Linked DNA regions of Homo sapiens: region 2 is linked to region 1. Evidence: chromatin loops called from intact Hi-C (ENCODE). Cell type or tissue: endothelial cell of umbilical vein. All regions are shown on one strand. Links, peaks and the distances in the headings refer to the core of each region. The heading gives the core; the rest is flanking DNA.

Region 1 (5,392 bases), core at 1-5,000:
CTATTACATTAAAATCTACTGGTTTATCTTGCAGATTGAATGATTCTTTTACCTGTATGTGATTTTGTAATTTTAACTTATTAGTTATTTGGAAAATAATTGATTCATTGAGTTGTATAGATCTTCCAAATGTTGACACATCTCATTATAAGATAGCTAAAGATCACATATGTTGATATCACCACCAGTGTCATCAGAAAAACTTATAGTACTATATTGAGAAGCTGTTAAGCTCACAGAATCACATAAAACTTTTCTCATGTTCTAATTTTAGGGTGAAAACTTGAATTTTATCATTGGCAACAAATATTGTCAGTTATTTTCACTGAAATGGCAAGTTATCTTTTTTATAGTTGAGAAAATGTCTGCCAAATACTCAAGTCTGATAACTCTAGTTTGATAACTCTAGTTTGTATATTAGTCATTTTTTTCAAGTAAAAATTGTGTCCCATTAAAAATGTGCAAATTCAACTCAAAAGTCAGTTACCTAGGTGTTTTTCCTGAGACATCCATTGTACTTTGGATATGCAGTAGACGTGCTTTATATGTACTGCCTATTTCCTCCCACAGAATACTAGAGCACGTACTCCAGGGTAGAGATTTAATAAAATTAATAGTTTTAATGGCTTCACAAAGGACATTCTTTAGTGACATTGGCTTTTTACTGTTATTGTGTGATGGTGAAGAATAAGACTATTACACTAGTGTGATTTGCTACCACTGCCTTGACTTAAGGTAACAGTAGTTTCACCCTCACTGCTTTTGAACCATTGGTGCAAATGTTAACATAGTCAAAAAGGCAAGTAACATATCAGTATAATTATGAAAGTAATTTTGGGCCTCCGAAAACTCCCATGGGTTCATCGACCACTTTAAGAACCTCTGATGTAGACTTTGAAAAGAAGGAAGTCCTCTAATTTCATAATTTCATTTCTCAATACCTGATATACTTTTTTAGATAGAAGACCATTTTTGAAAATCTTTATCATTTTTAATCATTCTGGTTTCATATAGTAAGAATAGCTAGCATTCTATTGAATATTTGTTATATGCCAGCTATAGGTACTATTATGACCTACATTTTACAGATGAGGAAATAAACGCACCACGTGAAGTGCTTAAAGCCACACGCCAGAGCCCAGCTTGTTTTTTTAACTTTTATGCTTCATGTGCAAGTGACTTTAGTTGTTTAGTCTTTGCTACATTGTTTATTCTTTTCTATCTCTATATCAGGAAAGAAATTATATTCCTGTTCTTTTTTTTTTTTTAAGAGACAGTGTCTCACTGTGTTGCCCAAGCTGGAGTGCAGTGGCATGCTCCTCACTGCAGCCTTGAACTCCTGAGCTCTAGTGATCACCAGCCTCCTGAATAGCTGAATAGTTAGTGGTATTTTTTTGAGGAAGCCAAAAACAAAGTGCAGAGTGCTTTTTAAATAGAGATCTTTAGGTTGAAAAATTTTTTTTACATGTATTATATCCTTTAGTCTTTAAAACAATCCTGTGTAGAATACAGAATGGCTAATATTCCCATCTCGTAAATGATAGATCTGACACTAAAGTTTGTGACTTATTAAAGGTTGCAAAGGTACTCAGAGATAGAGCCTGGACTGGAACCTCTACATCTTGTAATTCAAATTAAGAATTCTTTTTGGTATACTGTGCTGCTTGGTATTTTTAAATACCAAGGTCATGGCTGTTGAATACTTTTTTGTTAGAGCCCCTTTGTTACTGTTGCTGTAATGAATTTAGCTGAAACAAAAACCTTGTCTTTAATACTGTTTCTACTTAGAATATTTCTAGTTAGAATATAGTATTTCTTGGGAAGTGAAATCTTGTTCAGATTTTAAAATATTACCCTGTTTAACTGAAAATAGATTGTAAAGCACACATAATTATTTTACAGTTACTAATTACATGCTAATTTCCCTGTAAGTCCAAAACCCATATTTTTCCTGACATAAGTTGTGTTACTTTATGTTGTGGTCTGTTATGCAGAATTAAGCCAGTAAGATCATTTTCAGATGTTTGTCACCCCTAGAACATTTTTCACATTTAAATATATTTATTGCTTGTGAGATTTGGATTTTCTTTTGTGTTTATATTTGTATGTCAAGAAACAAAGGCCTTTGATATAATAATGTGTAAGCCTGTTAGCAATTATAACCATTAAAAACACTAACATCTATCAGTGCTGATGGTAAACTTTGCTTTATAAAAAAGCACATCACAGGAACTGGCCTCTATTTTTCAAGTGATTATAATTTACCATAATCTCCTTTGGTGTTGACGAAAGTGATCTGTAGCCATCTAGTGGGTGCAGACGTCAGTAGGATCTAGGTTTTAGACGCTTTATATAAAAAGAACAGCAAGAAAGTGTGGTGCATGGAGTTGATTTAGAGGATAGAATTAGCAATTCATATGTGTTTTACAGAGAAATTCATTATCATAATTTTTGATTTTTCTTTCCTTCTTTTAAGGCTTCTCATTTCTTTTGGGGATTGTGGGCTTTGATTCAAGCCAAATACTCCACTATTGAGTTTGATTTCCTTGGGTAAGTTAAATTTTATTATATGATTACATTGGTCTCTGCTTTTGTTTGGATTAACATTAAGAATTCACAGGGAATATTGTAGTTATTTGCAATCAATTATAAAAGTTGTATACACTTAGTAATTGGTCTGTGAAGAAATTGCTATAAGCTGTTAAGTGCTCGCAGGATTAGAAAAGTGTCCAGTAGGTGGTGCAATAAACTAAAAATATGTCCTTTGAAAATCTTAAACTTTAAGAAAACCAGCTTAGAGGACTGAGTGAAAATAAGGGAAGGACCAAGTTTTTCAGCTTTGACTAATTTTTTTGTTGTTCTCTTTTCTCACTAGGTATGCAATTGTTCGTTTTAACCAGTACTTTAAAATGAAGCCTGAGGTTACTGCATTAAAAGTGCCTGAGTAAAGAAGAGATTTAATTATTCTCCAGTAGCTGAGCAATGCTTGTGAATCTTTTCTTAAGAAATCCCAAAAAGCCAATATTAGTTAAAATTCTGTTGTTTAATTTGGTTATCTTGCTTTATAAATTATGCCTCTAAACAATCAAATCTATTTTTGAAATAGACTGAATGATGTCAAGAAATATACCTACTGCTATCCGTATGTGGTGGATTAGAAATGTGTTAAATCTGCAAAAGGTATAAAGATGTCAGTTTAATTTCTTTGATAATTTAACCTATGTTGTATGTGAATTATTTATTATAAACTTAGCACGATTCTGTGACTGTTTTTCTCTGTTTCACGTTCGTTGAGTGTAAGCAATGAAAATGTCCCAAATAAGTTTTTTAAGTTTTACTTTAATAAGATTAATTTCAGTAAACATTCTAGTTGTTCAGTGTAACCTTTTTATCTTGATGCATTGTAAGTAAAATGAATCATTTACTCTTGAAATGCCAGTCATTGACTGATGTAGATAATTTAGGATTTTCATATAAAAATAGCTGTTTAGGAAGGTGAAATACATTCACTGTCTCTGTTGGTGGTACATCTTGTTGAATTCAATATTAGAAAGTATTTCTTTTTGGGGTAATATAACTTAGAATTAAATCCCTGTTTCTCTATGTAGTCTGGCAGTATAAATATAAATATTTACCATATAATCTTGGAATAAGTATTAGTTAATGTTACCAAAATCTGTATTAAATAATGTTTTCAAATGCTAAATATGGTCGTTACTATTTTCAGTTTTAAAAATTTTATAGTATCAAATTGTTTCTAACCAAAAATTTCCTTTTACTTCTAGAGATGCTTTATGTTTTTGATTATTAAATAGTCACTAGTATTGCTAATTTTTGAAACAAATACACAAAATTTATCATATGTAGAAATAAGAAAATATTGTTTAGGTTAATTATTTTTTACCTATCCAGAGTCATTCCTTACATTTCAGTTTCATGTTTCATTCCTCACATTTTAGTTTCATGTTTTAGTTTGATTCTATGTTTTTAGACTGATAGCAAATGATTACTTGATACATGTAAGTTCAGCGTTATATGTTGAGGCAGTTATATAATTAAATAAGGAACACTTAGGGCATTGATCTTGTACACTTAAAATCTGACAAATGACAAAATGTGAATTAAGCATAAATAGTCATGGCAGGAGGGCTTTTGTTTATTTCTCTTGTTTTTGTTTAACTGTATTTTTAATTTTGTCTGGTGGTAAGAGGGAGGTAATTATTGTATGGAAAGAAGTTAGATCTTTCAGATAGATAAATAGGCTTCAGGTTTTGAAGTCTGCTCTGTGTAGTTGAGCAGTCATGGTTAACTTTACTTAGAAAATTAGTCTGACAAGCTTTGCACTTCGGTCACATAAGTGCCCATGTACAAAGTTGGCTTACTGGATCTGCATATTCAAAATATGCAACTACAAATTTATCCTCTGAGAAATCTTCTGAGGAGTCTAATGTATTCCAAATGACTTAATATTCTCAGACAAATGCTTTAAAATACTTGGATTATCTCAAGATTTTTGAAGCTAATAAAGTAAATAGAAACACAGGCCATTTTAAATGGTAAATTCTAGTTACATAAATATAATCTTAAAGTATGTTTGTATCTGTAACAGTGTTAGACCAGATTTGGTTTCTACCTCCCCAATGTTATAAATGTTCACTTTTGTTTTTATAAACCATATTACTGTAAGATCAATAGAACTTTGCCTAGTTAAGTGAATGGAACCAATTAAACAACTAGTAGCTTTTTATAATGTTAGTGTGAACTTGAAAAATTGTTTTTGGTGGAATTTTTGTCTGTGGTTAGAACATTTTCATAAAACAGATAAAGAATGTGTAATACTCTTAATTTTTTTTTTTTTTTTTTTTTTTTTTTTGCTTTCTGCCTTCTAAAGTGCAACAGTATATATCTTGTAGAACTGTGGGAGGAGAGAAGATAATTTTTCTACCTTACTCCATATTCTTACTTCAAACTATTTTGAATAGAGGTTCACTGAGCCATTGCTGATAGACTGTGCATAGCTACTAGCTGTCACACTATTGTAGGTTTTTTGGAGAGATTCATAGGGAAGTGAATGTAACCAGGAATAAAGGCTCTCACTTTAGCTCTGGGACTATGCAGTGGATCTTGGGAACAAAATAAGATATCTAATCTATTTTCCCCATTCTGGCTAGATTTTGGTTGTTGTGATGCTCCTACTTCCTGTATAGGTTTTTGGGATCATGGTGCAGGCTAGTAATAGGATTCAGAATTGCTTCCCTTTTATATCGACCATGTAAGGGATTCTAAAGGAGGGTAAATCTCAAAGTGCTCTGAAATCATCCCTCTAAAATCTGTCCTGTGGTGTGCTAAGATGTCTGTTGCCTTTTTATGTTAAGCTAAGGAACTTGAATGC
Region 2 (5,392 bases), core at 152-5,151, 290 kb after region 1:
TGAAACTGTCTAGTTACCCACATTATATTGGGTTTCTGTATTGATTTTTAGGTTAACGTGAAAAAATTGAGTAGAATGTTATCTTATTTTGCTTTGGAATCAGAGAATATCAGACTTGAAATATACTTTTAGGGACCACTTAATATGACCTCTATCATTTGGTTTTTAAATATTTTTAGGCTTTGGAATGGGTTTGGATCTACCACTCAACTGCTTTATGACTTCAGACCAGTTATTTAAATTCCCTGAAGCTCAGTTTCCACATCTTTGAGGTAAGCATTCCAATTTGTACCTTGTTGTGATCTGCAGTATAGAAAGTACCCAGCATCCTGCCTCACATAAAATAGGTGCCCAGGAAATGGCAGCTATGATCATTTTCTCCAGTAGATGAAGCAGTCCAGAATTATATTGTGTCGACTGTTCTTTTTCATGTCTAAGCAAGATCTTGATGATTTAAAATTATTTATTTATTTTTGAAAGGAATAGTTTTATCAAAGTAACAAATGTTTCTTTAACAAATAGCATATAGTATTTGTCAGAGGACATACAATTCAAAACAACACTCACAGCTTTCCCCATGCTGCTTGCACAAAGGCAAAGTCAACCATTTTCATTTTTAAGTTCCCTATTGATTATCTTCATATCTCTAGATAATATTTTTTTTTACTTTTTAAAATTTCTAGATTCATCAACCTTATGCCACATTATTGAACACCTTCTGTGAAAGGTGCATATGTAGCTCACTGCATGTTGACTTCTGTCACTCCTGTTCTCAATGTTTGTTAATCACATTTTCATTATATATCATTATGTACTTATATTCTTCTGTTTGTTATATTTATAACTTTAAACTTCTATTTCTTGTTTCACTAAATTTTGACAATATTTCCTCACTCTCCAAACTTAATGATGGGAGTAATTTTGCCCCGACCTGCCACGTCCCATATTCTGTCAGCTGCACTTTTATTTTTATATTCTCGGGGTAGGTAATGTTTACAGTTTATCCCGTAATCATAGCCAAGAATCTTATTCCAGGCTTTTCTATGTTCACCTAAAAATTTAAAAACGAATAGTTAAATATATACATGCATAAAATAATTATATATATTAATATAATGTATAATATATATACTTATATATATATTATCTGTAAGTTTGTAAATATTATTCCCTCTTGGGCCAGCTCAGGTCCAATGTCCCAAGCCAGTAGGAGAATATTTCTAGCATCAAGATGAAGTGAATTTTCTTTTCTTGTAATCAATTAGATCAGCCATCTCCAACCTTTTTGGCACCAGAGACCAGTTTCATGGAAGATAATTTTTCCACAGATGAGGGTGGGGGTGGGGTGGTGAGGAGGATGATTTTGGAATGAAACTATTCCACCTCAGATCGTCAGGCATTAGATTCTCACAAGAAGCGTGCAACCTAGATCCCTCACATGCCCAGTTCACAACAGGGTTTGTGCTCCTATAAGAATGTAATGCCACTGCTGATTTACAGGAGGTGGAGATCAGGCAGTAATGCTTGCCCACCGCTGTGTGGGCAGGGGGCCTGGGGACCCCTGCATTAAGCCACATTTTTGTTTGCTTAATATTTAGTCTGAGAGTTTCTGATAAAAACATTCTGACATTTCATGAAGTTTTGATTGATCATTTCTGCATAATTTACTTTGTTTGAATCCTGAAGTTTATCTATGCTCTTATTAATTGTTTTTATCTGAGAGCTACTCTTTTCATTTTATGAAGCTTATCCTTTCTCCTCCTACTCTCCTTTGGCAGGGTTTCACTCTACAACATGCTGTATTGCCATTCCTCAGGATTTGTCTACTATTCTGGGATGAATCTATAGCTTACCTCTTTACTACACAGAAGTATATGTTCAGCTAACTTTCTGAGAAAGATGAAAGGGTTTAAATTTTGTAAGCCCATGCATATATGTAAATGTCTATAATTTCCCCTCATACTTGACTGAAATTTTAGTTGGGTATGGAATTCTAGGTTGGAAATAATTTTCCTTTGGAATTTTAAAGTCATTGCTTCATTGCCTTCTAGCCTCCATGTTGCTGCTGAAAGTCTAATGCTTATCATATTTTTCTTCCTTTGTAGTTACTTATTGTCTCTGAAAGACTTAGGATTTTCTATTTTTTTTCATTTGGATGTTCAAATTTCTCAAAAATCTGTTTAGGTTGTGAGCCTTTTATTATTTAATGTGCTGGACACTTAGTAAGCAAACTCCAACTGCAGACTTATGACTGCATTTAGTCTGGGAACATCTCCTTTATTAGTTCCTTGATCATTTTTCCTTCTACTTTGTCCATTGTTTCTCTCTAGGATGCCTATATTGCAAGTACTGAACTAGATATATATAGAGAGATAGATAAGTGTGTGCGTGTGTGTATGTGTGTGTAATTTTTTTCACTAATTTGTTTTCTGTTTGTTTCTTTGTTCTACATTCTGTAATATTTTCTTAACTGTATTAATTTTCTAATTAAAATTTTAAATTTCTCCAGTTAGTTTTCATTTCTGAGAGTTCTGCCGTGGTCTCTGATGAAACCTTTTTTATTGCAAACCATTCTTGTTTCATGGATGTAACATCTCTTCCATCTATTTGCTAGGTGTTGTATGTTTTCTTCCATTCCCTGAATTACCTCTGTTCATCTTAGTCTTTTTCTTCCATGCTACTAATTCTTCTCAAATATCTTGTTTTGCCCACTTATATTTTAAGAAGAAATACTATATATAGAATGGTGTGGGTTTCCTCTACTGTTCTATATGTAAGATATTTTTCCCATTAAGTCCCTCTAATAACTGGTGATTCTATGTGAAGTACAGTGGAATGGGGTGAGTCATGTCCTTTAGTGGAATGGGGTGAGTCATGTCCTTTAGAAGACTTCACTTTAGAATGAGTGGGCAAAAGCTCTTATTGACAAGTTAAGGACTCTCCAAATTCTAGAACTACAGCTACTCCAAGAATGAATATCTTCACTTGAATCCTCAGCTTTCTTCTGGCATTTTCTACCACTTATTTTCAGGACCCCTTACCCACCCTGCCCTCCCCACTCCCAATAACCTTTTTTTTTTGTTTTTTTTTTTTTGGCCTAGGAGTAAATGCCAATTGCCTGATGCAATAAAGATGCCTTCAATTCATTCTCAATGTTTCGCCTTATTTATAACTCCTTCCCTCCACAGAATTTTTGCAATTCTGAACCTAGGGTCTGTCTATTATTTCAACAGCTCAGCATCCACCTTCTCTGCAGATTTGAAGACAGGACAGTCTTGGGTATAGTGTTTCTCCATTGTTTCATTTTTCAAAAAAAACTTCTAGGTTATACGACAATATATTCTCAGGGAATATAATTGGCCACAGTGTGTGCCCAATTTACTTTCTTGAACTAGAACTAGACTTAGGGGTTGAAAATTTTAACACTTACCCAGTTCTTTAAAGGATGGCTCAAACTTAGTCACCTAAATTGCAAACTTGTTACCAGGTTAAAGAACTCTAATTTTTAAATCTCATATTAAAAGACATATGATCAAAACAATTTTTTTCACTTTCTTCAGCTTTTTGAAGCATTATTTAAAAACTACAATGTATCAATATGGATCTATAAAACAAGTTGAAATCTTTACAGAGAAAAAATATTGATTAGATTGTCAAGTCCTATATATCAATAAGCATAACCTGAACTTATCTAAATCTATATCTAGTTTATTTTCATAAGAATTCTCACATAAGAATTGTAATGCCTGACAAAATTACCATCAACTGCTGAAATCATAATGGTAGGTTGTATTAAATTTGAAACTGGATAAATACTAAAAGAAACAAGCTCCATTGGCCAAATCTACATAACTGAGTTAGGTAAAATACTTACTAAGCACATGTATGAATGAATGCATATAAGAAGCAATATGAATTTGTCATTTTCCACTCCTTGCTCCAGTTAAGAGACAAGCAAATTTTAAAATTGACTTATGACTTTGTTAGAAAATGTAAGCATTATTTGGAAATCTCAGTATTTCACAAGAGAAACTTTTATGTGACATCTGAGTTAAACTTTTCTAGCAATAGCAGTTCTCAAAAATATCTGGCCAAACTTAACTTACCTCTTCATGATAATGGGGCCTGAAAAAGAAAATAACATATGCTCTTTAAACTTCTAAATTAACATACTATTTTCTCTTGTTCTTTAGATGTTAACCACTTTGTTAATTAAAACTCCCAAAACCTGAATTGTTGGGTGGCTCGATTTTCCATAGAAAAGTTTCCAAGATTGAATTTTCTGAAAATGGCATCTAAGATTACCTGGATCTGGTTCATGTTGTTCATTTTACAGATAGCCAAGGGAGAGATTAGGTTAAAGTTATTGCCCCTCAGTTACACAATAATTCAGCAAGACTGGAAATCTGTTATTTAGGAAATAATTTTAGCTTGCCGCTGAGGTTACAGAGCAATGAATGGCTCCTTTCTGGATTCTTAAAGTTTACCCAGCACATTTATGTGGCCATTTTTTTTGCCTGGTGTACTTATGTATGAGTTAAATCAACATGACTGTATCACGTTTACATTAAACCTCTTTCCTTATTTCTCCATCTTTTAAAAGTATTCTTTCTTTCTTTTATGATCTCTGTTTTCGTTTTCATTTCTTTTCTCTGCTGTCTTCATTTAGCTGTCACCTCTGCTGAAGACAGTTCAAATGTTTCTGTGTACATTTTTTCACCAAGAAGAAAAAATAATAATTTGGAATTAAATATTTGTTTTGATTTTAAATTAAAAACGAGCTTTTTTAAAAAAAGAGTACTTTGTAAGTGATAAAGTACTATGAGAATGTCACATATTAGTATTAAATAGGGCTTAAGTGACATAATCCAAATCAAGTTTGTATATGAAAATATCTTCATGTTACATCTTTAGCTTGATTTTGTGATTTAAATATTACTATGGATTTAAAATCTCTAAAGGATAACAAAGAGTACAAGGAGAATACTTAATAGTTATATTAGATATAACATACTTAATCATTCTAACACATATAATTGTATGTTGGATAAGAAATATATACTTTAATTCCATATTATGAATAGGTAAGCAAAAACTTTCTTAAAGGAAAATAATTTCTTTAAGTGTAGAAATGTTGTTTTGATCTTTTAATCCAAATTCTTTGATAATTTAGACTTTTACTATTGCCCAACTATTTTTATTTAATACTGTGATGACCTATAAAAACCACTAGTTTTATGGAAAAAATGTATTTTTAAATATAAAGAGAACTTTATAGGAATTTTTTCTTTTAAATATGTTAATTTCTTTTAAAATAGGACATTTTAAAAAAGTAATTCAAATATGTAATCCCAAACTATGTTTTAAGGTAATTTTCAAGTTTCCATTCTGG

The links. Hi-C counts contacts between places; a loop is a spot of excess contacts. Peaks named below come from ENCODE experiments on the same cell type or tissue, not always from the same donor. Only the 100,000 strongest peaks of a DNase experiment are listed, where the experiment ranks them.
Region 2: it touches region 1 in a loop (2.9-fold over the local background); 5 of 110 quality-filtered maps call a loop at or near these places.

What each region holds. Positions count from the first base shown.
Region 1 is chr12:22,682,007-22,687,398 of GRCh38, forward strand. It overlaps ETNK1 (ethanolamine kinase 1), which reads left to right. Exons shown (of 8, transcript NM_018638.5): 7 at 2,477-2,550; 8 at 2,876-5,392. The coding sequence ends at 2,948. Among named protein-coding and RNA genes, the nearest start is that of LINC02955, 15 kb to the right of the region's middle. In endothelial cell of umbilical vein, for the core only: a CTCF peak has its summit at 2,725 (motif pointing right); a DNase peak (open chromatin) is centred at 2,745; H3K27ac peaks cover 127 bases.
Region 2 is chr12:22,972,197-22,977,588 of GRCh38, forward strand. LINC02955 (long intergenic non-protein coding RNA 2955) reads left to right here. Exons shown (of 13, transcript NR_187515.1): 6 at 180-272. Among named protein-coding and RNA genes, the nearest start is that of LINC02955, 280 kb to the left of the region's middle. In endothelial cell of umbilical vein, for the core only: no CTCF peak of the experiment used is centred there; a DNase peak (open chromatin) is centred at 2,845; H3K27ac peaks cover 997 bases.